2 separate regions of the Homo sapiens genome follow, and region 2 is linked to region 1. The links are chromatin contacts, found by Hi-C or POLR2A ChIA-PET in ENCODE. All regions are on one chromosome and are shown on one strand. Each heading gives the region's core, a stretch centred on a gene start or an enhancer-like site at or near the end of the contact. The rest is flanking DNA. Distances are from core to core; before and after follow the strand shown.

What was found. A loop is a pair of places that touch in the nucleus more often than their neighbours do. ChIA-PET counts read pairs that join two places held with the same protein, here RNA polymerase II (POLR2A). Pooled maps may share reads with other maps.
Region 2: a loop to region 1 is called in a pooled map, with 1.9 times the contacts of the local background. The contact joins two enhancer-like sites. A Hi-C loop is called at or near these places in 6 of 37 single-sample maps with no recorded cell type and 4 of 50 pooled maps. POLR2A ChIA-PET finds 5 or more read pairs at or near these places in 8 of 52 experiments (BJ, OCI-LY7, Panc1 and 5 more).

What each region holds. Positions count from the first base shown.
Region 1 is chr16:3,636,056-3,640,287 of GRCh38, forward strand. It overlaps a transcript of DNASE1 not described here. Among named protein-coding and RNA genes, the nearest start is that of DNASE1, 17 kb to the right of the region's middle. RefSeq lists an enhancer at 1,555-1,604. Within about 2 kb of position 1,641, at least 9 of the 41 ENCODE cell types and tissues checked have a DNase peak (open chromatin) inside an H3K27ac peak, as active enhancers do; they include OCI-LY7, where a contact is called at or near this core.
Region 2 is chr16:3,860,387-3,865,240 of GRCh38, forward strand. All of the region lies in intron 1 of CREBBP (CREB binding lysine acetyltransferase), which reads right to left. Among named protein-coding and RNA genes, the nearest start is that of CREBBP, 18 kb to the right of the region's middle. Within about 2 kb of position 1,593, at least 8 of the 41 ENCODE cell types and tissues checked have a DNase peak (open chromatin) inside an H3K27ac peak, as active enhancers do; they include OCI-LY7, where a contact is called at or near this core.

The DNA.
Region 1 (4,232 bases), core at 391-2,890:
TTCCCATTATGCATATTTATGCCTTTCTAATTGTCCCACAGTTCTTGGATATTCTGTTCCATCTTGTTCATTCTTTTCTCTCTGAGTTTCAGTTTGGGAAGTTGCTACTGACATTTTTTTTCAAGCTCATTGATTCTTTCCTTTGACTGTATCTAATCGATGAATCCATCAAAGGCATTCTTCACTTTTCTTAGTTTTTTTTGTTTCTAGCATTTCCTTTTGATTCTTTGAGTCTTTATCTCTGCTGAAATTACCCATCTGTTTTAGCATATCATCTACTTTTTCCATTAGAGCCCTTAGCATATTAATCATAGTTGTTTTAAATCAGAGTTGTTAGCTGTGATAATTCTAACATCTCTGCTATTTCTGAGTCTGGGTTTGATGCTTGCTATATCTCTTCAAAGTCTGCTTTTTAATCGTAGTATGCCTTGTAATTTTTTTGTTGAAAACCGGACTTGATGTACTTGTTAAAAGGAACTGAGGAGGCCGGGCATGGTGGCTCACGCCTGTAATCCCAACACTTTGGGAGGCTGAGCGGGGAGGATCGCTTGAGCCCAGGAGTTCAAGACCAGCCTGGGCAACGTAGAGACCCCGTCTCTACTAAAAATAGAAAAACTAACTGGGCATGGTGGCACACGCCCGTAATCCCAGCTACTCAGGAGGCTGAGGCACGAGAATTGCTTGAACCCGGGAGGTGCAGGTTGCAGTGAGCCAAGATCATGCCACAGTACTCCAGCCTGGGCAACAGAGTGAGACTCTGTCTGGGGAAAAAAAGAAAAAAAAACAGGCCAGGCACAGTGGCTCATGCCTGTAATCCCAGCACTTCGGGAGGCCAACGCAGGCTGATCACTTGAGGTCAGGAGTTCGAGACCAGCCTGATCAACATGGCGAAAGCCTGTCTCTACTAAAAATACAAAAGTTAGCTGGGCATGGTGGCAGGCGCCTGTAATCCCAGCTACTTGGGAGGCTGAGGCAGGAGAATCGCTTGAACCCAGGAGGCAGAGGTTGCAGTCAGTAGAGATTGAGCCAGTGCACTCCTGCCTGGGTGACAGAATGAGACTCCATCTCAAAAAAAAAAGAAAAGAAAAGGAAGTAACTGAGGAAAATCAGCCTTTGGTGTGAGTTTTTTAGTTTATCTGGCTAGGCGTTAGGCTCTGTCTGCTGTTTGCTGTAACTATAGGTGTCAGAACTAAAATTTCCTCCTGGGTCTGTTTTTCCTTCCTTGGGTTTCCGTAGAGACTTCTTAAATAAAGTCTGAGATATGCAGGTTTTTCCGTTCTATTCTCTTGTTATTATATAGGAGCCCTATTTATGTGGTGGGAAGGAGGGGAAGTGTCCTAAGTCCTGTGACTAGGTCTCAGTCTTTTTGTGAGCCTGTGCCCCTGGCCTGTGACTTTTACCAGCACTTCTCAGTTTGGGGTTTTTGCCTCCTTAGGTGAAACAGGAAGGGAGAGGGGGCTGGAGTTAGGCCCTTTCTTTCCTGCCTGTGGAAGGCTTAGGGGTGCTTAAGTTGGGTCAACCTTTCCCTTAGGCTGATGAGGATCTTATAAAACCTAATTAAGTTAGGCTCTTGTAAAATAGTTTCCTTTGAGGACAGGCCTTGTTAAGAACAGGAAGCTCTAGACATAGTCCACATGGCTGCTTTCCCCCTCCCCCGCCAGAAGTATGAGAGGATCTTTCTCTGATCTTGACTGTGAGAGTCTGGTAGGGCTCATGGAGGTAAAGTCCACATTGAGTCTCCAGCAGTTCATGAATTGCTGTGTAAATTTTCCTACCCTCGTTTCCACTCCTGGGCTCCTGCTCAGGTAAGCTCCAGTTCACCCTGTTGACATGTCTCCTGTGTCGGGGGCAGTCATTTGCCCTGTAACTTCAGTTCTCTGATGCAGCTAAAAGGGGTTGTTTGCCAGTTCAGTGTTGTTTCTTGTAAGGATGGTAGTGACAACTTCTAAGCTCCTGACATGCCTCACTGAAGAATGAAAGTCCTTTGCCTTCATTTTTTAATGATATTTTTGGTAGATAAAAATAATTCCAGTTGACCAGTTTTTGTGAGTGTGTGTGTGTGTGTGTGTGTGTGTGTGTGTGTGTTTTTCCCAGTACTTTAAAGATGTTACTTCTTTGTCTTTCCGCTTACAGCAGAAGTATCATGTCATTCTTACCTATATTTATCAGTACATAATATGCTTTTTAGCTTAACTGCTTTTAAGACTTTTTAATTTAACACTGGTTTTCTACAACTTGATTATGATGTGTCTTGGTGCAGTCTTCTTCAGGTTTATTTTGTTTGGGTTTTTCTTTTTTTTGAGGCGGAGTCTCGCTCCATTGCCCAGGCTGGAGTACAGTGGCGCAATCTTGGCTCACTGCAAGCTCCGCCTCCAGGGTTCACGCCATTCTCCTGCCTCAGCCTCCCGAGTAGCTGGGACTACAGGCGCCCGCCACCACACTCAGCTAATTTTTTGTATTTTTTAGTAGAGACGGTGTTTCACCGTGTTAGCCAGGATGGTCTTGTTCTCCTGACCTCGTGATCCGCCTGCCTCGGCCTCCCAAAGTGCTGGGATTACAGGCGTGAGCCACCACGCCCGGCCTCTGTTTGGGTTTTATTGACTTTCTTGGATGTGTGAATTGACAGTTTTCATCATATTTGGGAAATTTTGCTTATTTCTTCAAATATTTCTGTCTCCTCTTTGTTTTTCTTCTAGGACTTCCAATTATGTGCACATTAGACAGCTTGATAGTGTCCAATAATTTTTTCTCTCTGCCTTATTTGAGTAGTTTCAATTGCTATGTCTTCAAATTCATGGATCTTTTCTCTTTCAGTGTTTATTTGGTGTTAATCCCATCCAGTGCATCTTTTCATTTCAGGTTTTGTTTTTACTGTCTCTGGAAGTTCCATTTGGATCTTTCTATATCTTCCGTGTTCTCATCATGCTCATGTTTCCCTTTACCTTCTTAAATATATGCCGAACTATTGTCCTTGTCTGCTAGTTCCTTTATCTCTGTCGTTTCTAGGTCAGTTTCTATTGACTGTGTATGGTTATAGGTCATATTTTCCTCTCTTTCTTGCATGTCTGTTATAGCAGTTATCAGTTTATTGCGTCTCAACTCTAAATCCACCCTTCATTGCCACTTGTGATACTGGAACATTTCTCCCTTGCCCCATGCTGGTCTTTGTCAGTGGAAAGCGTTGAGAGGAAAGGGCATTTCTTGGTTCTTTGTGCTTTGCTTACAGCTGTCTGTGACATGAGCTGGTATGTGGGACATATAGGGTGCTCAGGCAGCTTTCAGGCAGGTCCCATAGCACCCCAGCTAGCCGCCTGGCAGCTTTCTGGTGAGTTCAACAGCACCCCCACACCAACCCCCCGGCTTTCCAGCACTCCTCAAGCAGCCTTCCAGCTCACTGTGTTAGCGTCCTCGCACGTGGTTCTTGGCCCTCAGTTCTGTCCTGGGACAGCCCAGTCGACGTCATCATCTAGTGCGTGCTTTTGATCACACCCTCTCCTAGGTCTGAATCCTTCCCTTAGTTACCTCCCTTTACTCTAGGATGTTCTGTGGATTTCTCTTTTGTTCCCTCTTAGTCAACTCCCTGTAAATAGTTAATAATTCTTATGCTAAACTTCCCTTGTTTAAGCTACCATGTGGTTTCTGTCCCCTGGTGGGACCCTGACTGATAGGCCCGGTTATTTTTTAAATTGGATGCTGAATATTGTGAATTTCAAATTGTTGGCCAGGCCCGGTGTGGTGGCTCATGCCTGTAATCCCAGCACTTTGGGAGGCTGAGGCAGGTGGATCATTTGAGCTCAGGAGTTCAAGACCAGCCTGGGCAACATAGTGAGACCCTGTCTCTGCAAAAAATGAAATAAATTATTGGCTGGTGAATTTTGTTGAATTCCTTTGAATAATGTTGGGTTTGGGTCTGGAATGCAGTTAAGTCCCTTGGAAGCAGCGATCCTTTAGAGACTTCTGAACTTTTCAGTGGGTCCAGTGCTGCTTTAGTCTGCAGTTGACTTAGCTCTATTACTAAGGGTGATGGCCTTCTGCGGAGTCTACCCAATACCCCACGAATTAGGAGATCTCTCCACGGTGGCTTGTGGGAACACAAAATATTCCCTGTGTGAACTCTGGGGATTGTTTTGTTTGCTACTTCCTCAGGAGTCTTTCCTGGGCCTTCTCATATAGTTTTTCTCACCCAGGCACAGATCTGTTTTCAGCTAAAGACTCCAGGAGACCCTCTGCAG
Region 2 (4,854 bases), core at 343-2,842, 220 kb after region 1:
GCAGTGGCCATTCACAAGTGTGATCATGGCTCACTGTAGCCTCAAACTCCTAAACTCCTGGACTCAAGCAATCCTCCTGCCTCAGCCTCCCAAGTAGCCAAGACTGCTGGCATGTGCCACTGTGGCTCCAAAAAGAATTTTTAATTTCTAAGTTAACGGACACAGGAAGAGGTAATGCACATGTTAATTGGCTCAATTTAGCCAATCCACAATGTATAGATATTTCAAAACATCATGTTGTATATGATAAATACATACAATTTTTATTTGTTAATTAAAACAAAATTTGAAGGAAAAAAACTACATACAAAAAACTTGATCCAGCAAGGGCAAAGCATCCTGGAAAAGTTCACTCCTAGAGATGAGGAATCTAGAGAGTGGTGGAAGGATTCACAGTGTTGTTATTATTATTGTTAAATGACCTGGAGGCCACACTACGCTCTCGGTGTGTTTACTGATCTATTACTAATTAGACACTACGGACACAGGAAGTGCAGTCTGGTGTAGTGAGAAGAGTACTCAACCAAGCCCTGGTTCAGATCACAGCTGTCACCACAGCTACTGCCTCCCTGTGTACCCCTCCTTAGCTCTAAAATGGAAGGACAGCTGGGTGCAGTGGCTCATGCCTGTAATCCCAGCACTTTGGGAGGCAGACAGGTGGGTCACCTATGGTCAGGAGTTCGAAACCAGCCTAGCCAACATGGTGAAACCCTGTCTCTACTAAAAATACTGAAAATTACAAAAAATTAGCTGGGCGTGGTGGCAGGTGCCTATAACCCCAGCTACTCGGGAAGCTGAGGCAGGAGAATCACTGGGAGGTTGCAGTGAGCCGAGATCGCGCCATTGCACTCCAGCCTGGGCAACAAGGGCAAAACTCTGTCCCAAAAAAATAAATAAATAAAATAAAATAAAGGACAGTAGCACCTGCTTCGCAGGATCGTTGATGAAAGAATTAAACCATACAGCATTTAGCACTGAGCTTGGCATGCAGTAAGGACTCAAAAAATATTAGTCATTACTATCACTGTCCCAATCCCATCTCCCAAGGCACCTATGAGGGCTGAACCAGCCAAAGCCTTTAAGAACCTGGCACTCCAGGGTTGGTACAGAGCAGGCGCTCAACAGCCGCCACTTATCAATGGTAGTGACTTGCTAATAAACTCATCCCTGCTGATCTGTGGCAATTCTAGTAGAATTAAAGGTTACTTTGCTTTGAAAGTTCTTGGGGATTATGCAAATAAATATAATGGAACAACTCTCTATACCAAAAAAAAAAAAAAAAAAGAAAGAGAAAAGCTGTTTTATTAATATTTATGCCATCGTAAGTAATTTTTATCTAGGCATTTAAACAAGTTCCCAAAAGACATCTAACTTTTTTTTTTTTTTTTACAATGACTATTAGGAAATAATTAAAGCAACCTCCTTCTAAAATCTTCCGTAATTCAGGCTTCTTTTATGCAGACACACCAATCCCTAATTAGAACAGAACAATGAGGTTGTACTTCATTCTGAACAGTGATCTTATCTTGAGTAAGTCTTGCCCCTCCTCAGAATCACTGATCTGCTGAAGAGCCAGAGAGCTCGGCCGGCAGCCCCCACCCTCTCCTCCCCAGGAGAAGGAAGCGAGTCACTGCTCAGGGGCCCTCACTCGGTGCAGGACCGGCTGGGTTTGAGATAGAATAGAAGTCGGCCTCCCCAGAGGACTGTACTCTAATTGAGGAAGACAGCCAATGGACACCAAGCCACAAACTTAAATTAACACGTATGTCATATTTTACAGCCAAGTGGAATAAGGCAGTGAACAAAAGTAGGAAAGGCTTCAAATAAGAGGCTCTGAGCAGAAGTTTAGAGGAAAAGGACACTGACAACTCCAAAGAGGCAGGGACAGAAGACAGCAAGACAGGCAGGCAGAGATGGCTGCTCTGCTGTGGGGAACTTCAAGGGAAAAGCTCCAAGATGGCAGGAGCCCCAGGGTAGGTACAAGTTCCATACGGTGGGAAGGGCCTCACTACGGTAGGCAGGCTTGCTCTGTCGCCCAGGCTGGAGTGCAGTGACACAATCTCGGGTTATTAAATTTGGGTTTAATAAACCGAATTGTCTTAAAACCCTCAACACAGCACTTACATTTATACTAGAGCTTAGAATTTGGGTTTTCTTGTTTTCCTGTCATATGCTGTGTTTTGTATGATGAACGATATTTAAGTGGACATTAACAACGACCTTCCCCAAGAAGTCCATTCTTCATATACGACATTCTAGTGGGGTTCTTCCTACTGTATCAGATCCACATACCTACCAAAGTGACGCCCTTCCCACTGTATCGAATTCGTACCTACCGAGGGGCTCCTGCCATCTTGAAGTTTTTCCCTTGAAGCTCCCCACGGCAGAGCAGCCAGCTTTGCCTGCCTGCCTTGCTGTCTTCCGTCCCTGCCTCTTTGGAACTGTCTTTTCTCAGTGTCCTTTCCCTCTGAAGTTCTGCTCAGAGTTTGCCTCTTATTTGAAAGCTAAATTACAGGACAAATATTCTTCATGTCACAGAAGGGTCCATCCAGGGGGACTCTTTTACACGGAAATGTGCTTAGTAAGTTCATTTAACATGGAAACATGATGAACTTCAAAGTTTGAATTAAGGGGAAATAAATCAAGCTATGGTATCAGGTTAAACTAACTGCAATAAAAATTACAGAACCTTAGAAACTGTAATGTGAATCAGAAGGGAAATACTGATTTATCAAAATGCACTTAATACAATATTCAAGAGTGCTACCTGGAAAAGGTAAAATCTACTTTTGCATAATTGATTATAAAATTTTAGCTTTTTTATTCATTCTCAAATGCACTTGATGGCTGTACTCTGTATCAGGTATCAAAAAACATCCTGCTTCGCTGAATGATTACTATTTACCTTCCATTTAAAAAACCCAAGCAAGACAGGGCCAGGCACAGTAGCTCATGCCTGTAATTCCAGTATTTTAGGAAGCCCAGGCAGGAAGATCACCTGAGGTCAGGAGATCAAGACCCGTCTGGCCAACATGGTGAAACCTCATCTCTACTAAAAATACAAAAATTAGCTGAGCGTGGTGGTGGGTGCCTGTAATCCTAGCTACCTAGGAGGGTGACACCGGAGAATTGCTGAACTCGGGAGGCAGAGGCTACCGTGAGCCGAGATCGCGCCACTGCACTCCAGCCTGGGTGACAGAGCAAGATTCTGTCTCAAAACAAAAACAAAAACAAAAAACCCTAGACAGTCCTTATTCAAAGTTCTTTGTCACCTGGGACCCTAAACTGTCCTGGAAATGCAGCCAAGTCTATTTTTATTTGGTGCACTTAGCAGTCACAGGGAAGTGCCATTCCCAGACAGCCAAGACAACGTTAGTTTCCTCAACATGGTTTGCGTGCTGCTTCCCTCAGCCCTGAAGGGTGGGGACAAGGGTGGAATGGAAGGTGCCTGTCATAGCAGCCAGCTGCCACCAGAACACAGTAATGACCCAGCAGCCCCTGCACGTTAGCCCAATCATCTGGGACAGGGGAGCAAAAACGGGTTGTTTACCACCACCACAGCTGAGAGGGGCACCAGACCCCGGAGAGGTGCTACAGTCAGCTGCCTATCCACCCTGCTTACAGGGAGAGGATTCTCCAGCCAAGAACAGTCCTGGAGGAAGAAGAATGTGGGGGCTGAGCTAGGAGCTAGCCTTTGCAGAAGCAGCCCCAGACCCCAGATTCCCAGCCACCTCAGATTCCCCAGCCATATTGTAAGAACAAGCAAACAGACATCCAGAGACCAGGTCCTTTGCCCCAAATGCTGTGAGATGTAGCTGGCAGGCGGCAACAAGAAGTCAAGAAAGGGGGAAAGAGCATATTCCAGACGTGAAAGCAGACTTGGAAGTGCCAGTCCATGTACAACGCGTGGAGGCGTGTGGGCTATTTGAGAGCCACAAACAGAAAATGAATGCCTTAAGTCCAAAAAGTATGCCAGTACCAGGTATGTTGGCTCACACCTATAATCCTGGCACTTTGGGAAGCCGAGGCAGGGGGACTGCTTGGGTCCAGTAGTTCAAGACCAGCCTGGGCAACATAGCGAAACCCGGTCTCTACAAAAAAAAGTACAAAAATTAGCCAGGCATGGTGGCACATGCCCATAGTCCTAGCTGCTCAGGAGGCTGAGGTGGGAGGACTGCTTGAGCCCAGGAGATGGAGGCTACAGTGAGTCAAGATCACGTCACTGCACTCCATCCTGGGTGACAGAGTGAGACCCTGACTCAAAATAATAATAAAAAGGTACACCATAAAATGAGAGAATTCAGAAACAACTGAGAAGCACAACATGATGGAGAATCACAAGCTGAAGAACAACCTTAGTGTTACTCATCATAGACTATGCTGATAAAGAATATCCGTGGCTGGGCATGGTGGTTCACACCTGTAATCCCAGCACTGTGGGAGGCCAAGGCAGGCAGGTCACCTGAGGTCAGGCGTTCGAGGCCAGCCTGGCCAACATGGCAAAACCCCTCCTTTACTAAAAATACAAAAATTAGCGGGGCATGGTAGTGCATGCCTGTAATCCCAGGAGGCTGAGGCACCAGAATCACTTGAATCTGAGAGGTGGAGGCTGCAGTGAGCCAAGATCGTGCCAATGCACTCCAGCCTGGGCGACAAAGCAAGACTCTGTCTCAAAAAAAAAAAGAATATCTGCAACACATCTAGCAATGTATACCTGGAGAATATATGTGCTGCCTTTCACATTTTAAGACTCTACCAACACACAGGCTCTTGAAGGAAAATTTGCTATGATCAAAACTATAAATGCATATGCCTTTTAACCACTAATTCTATTTCTATGAATCTGTTCCATAG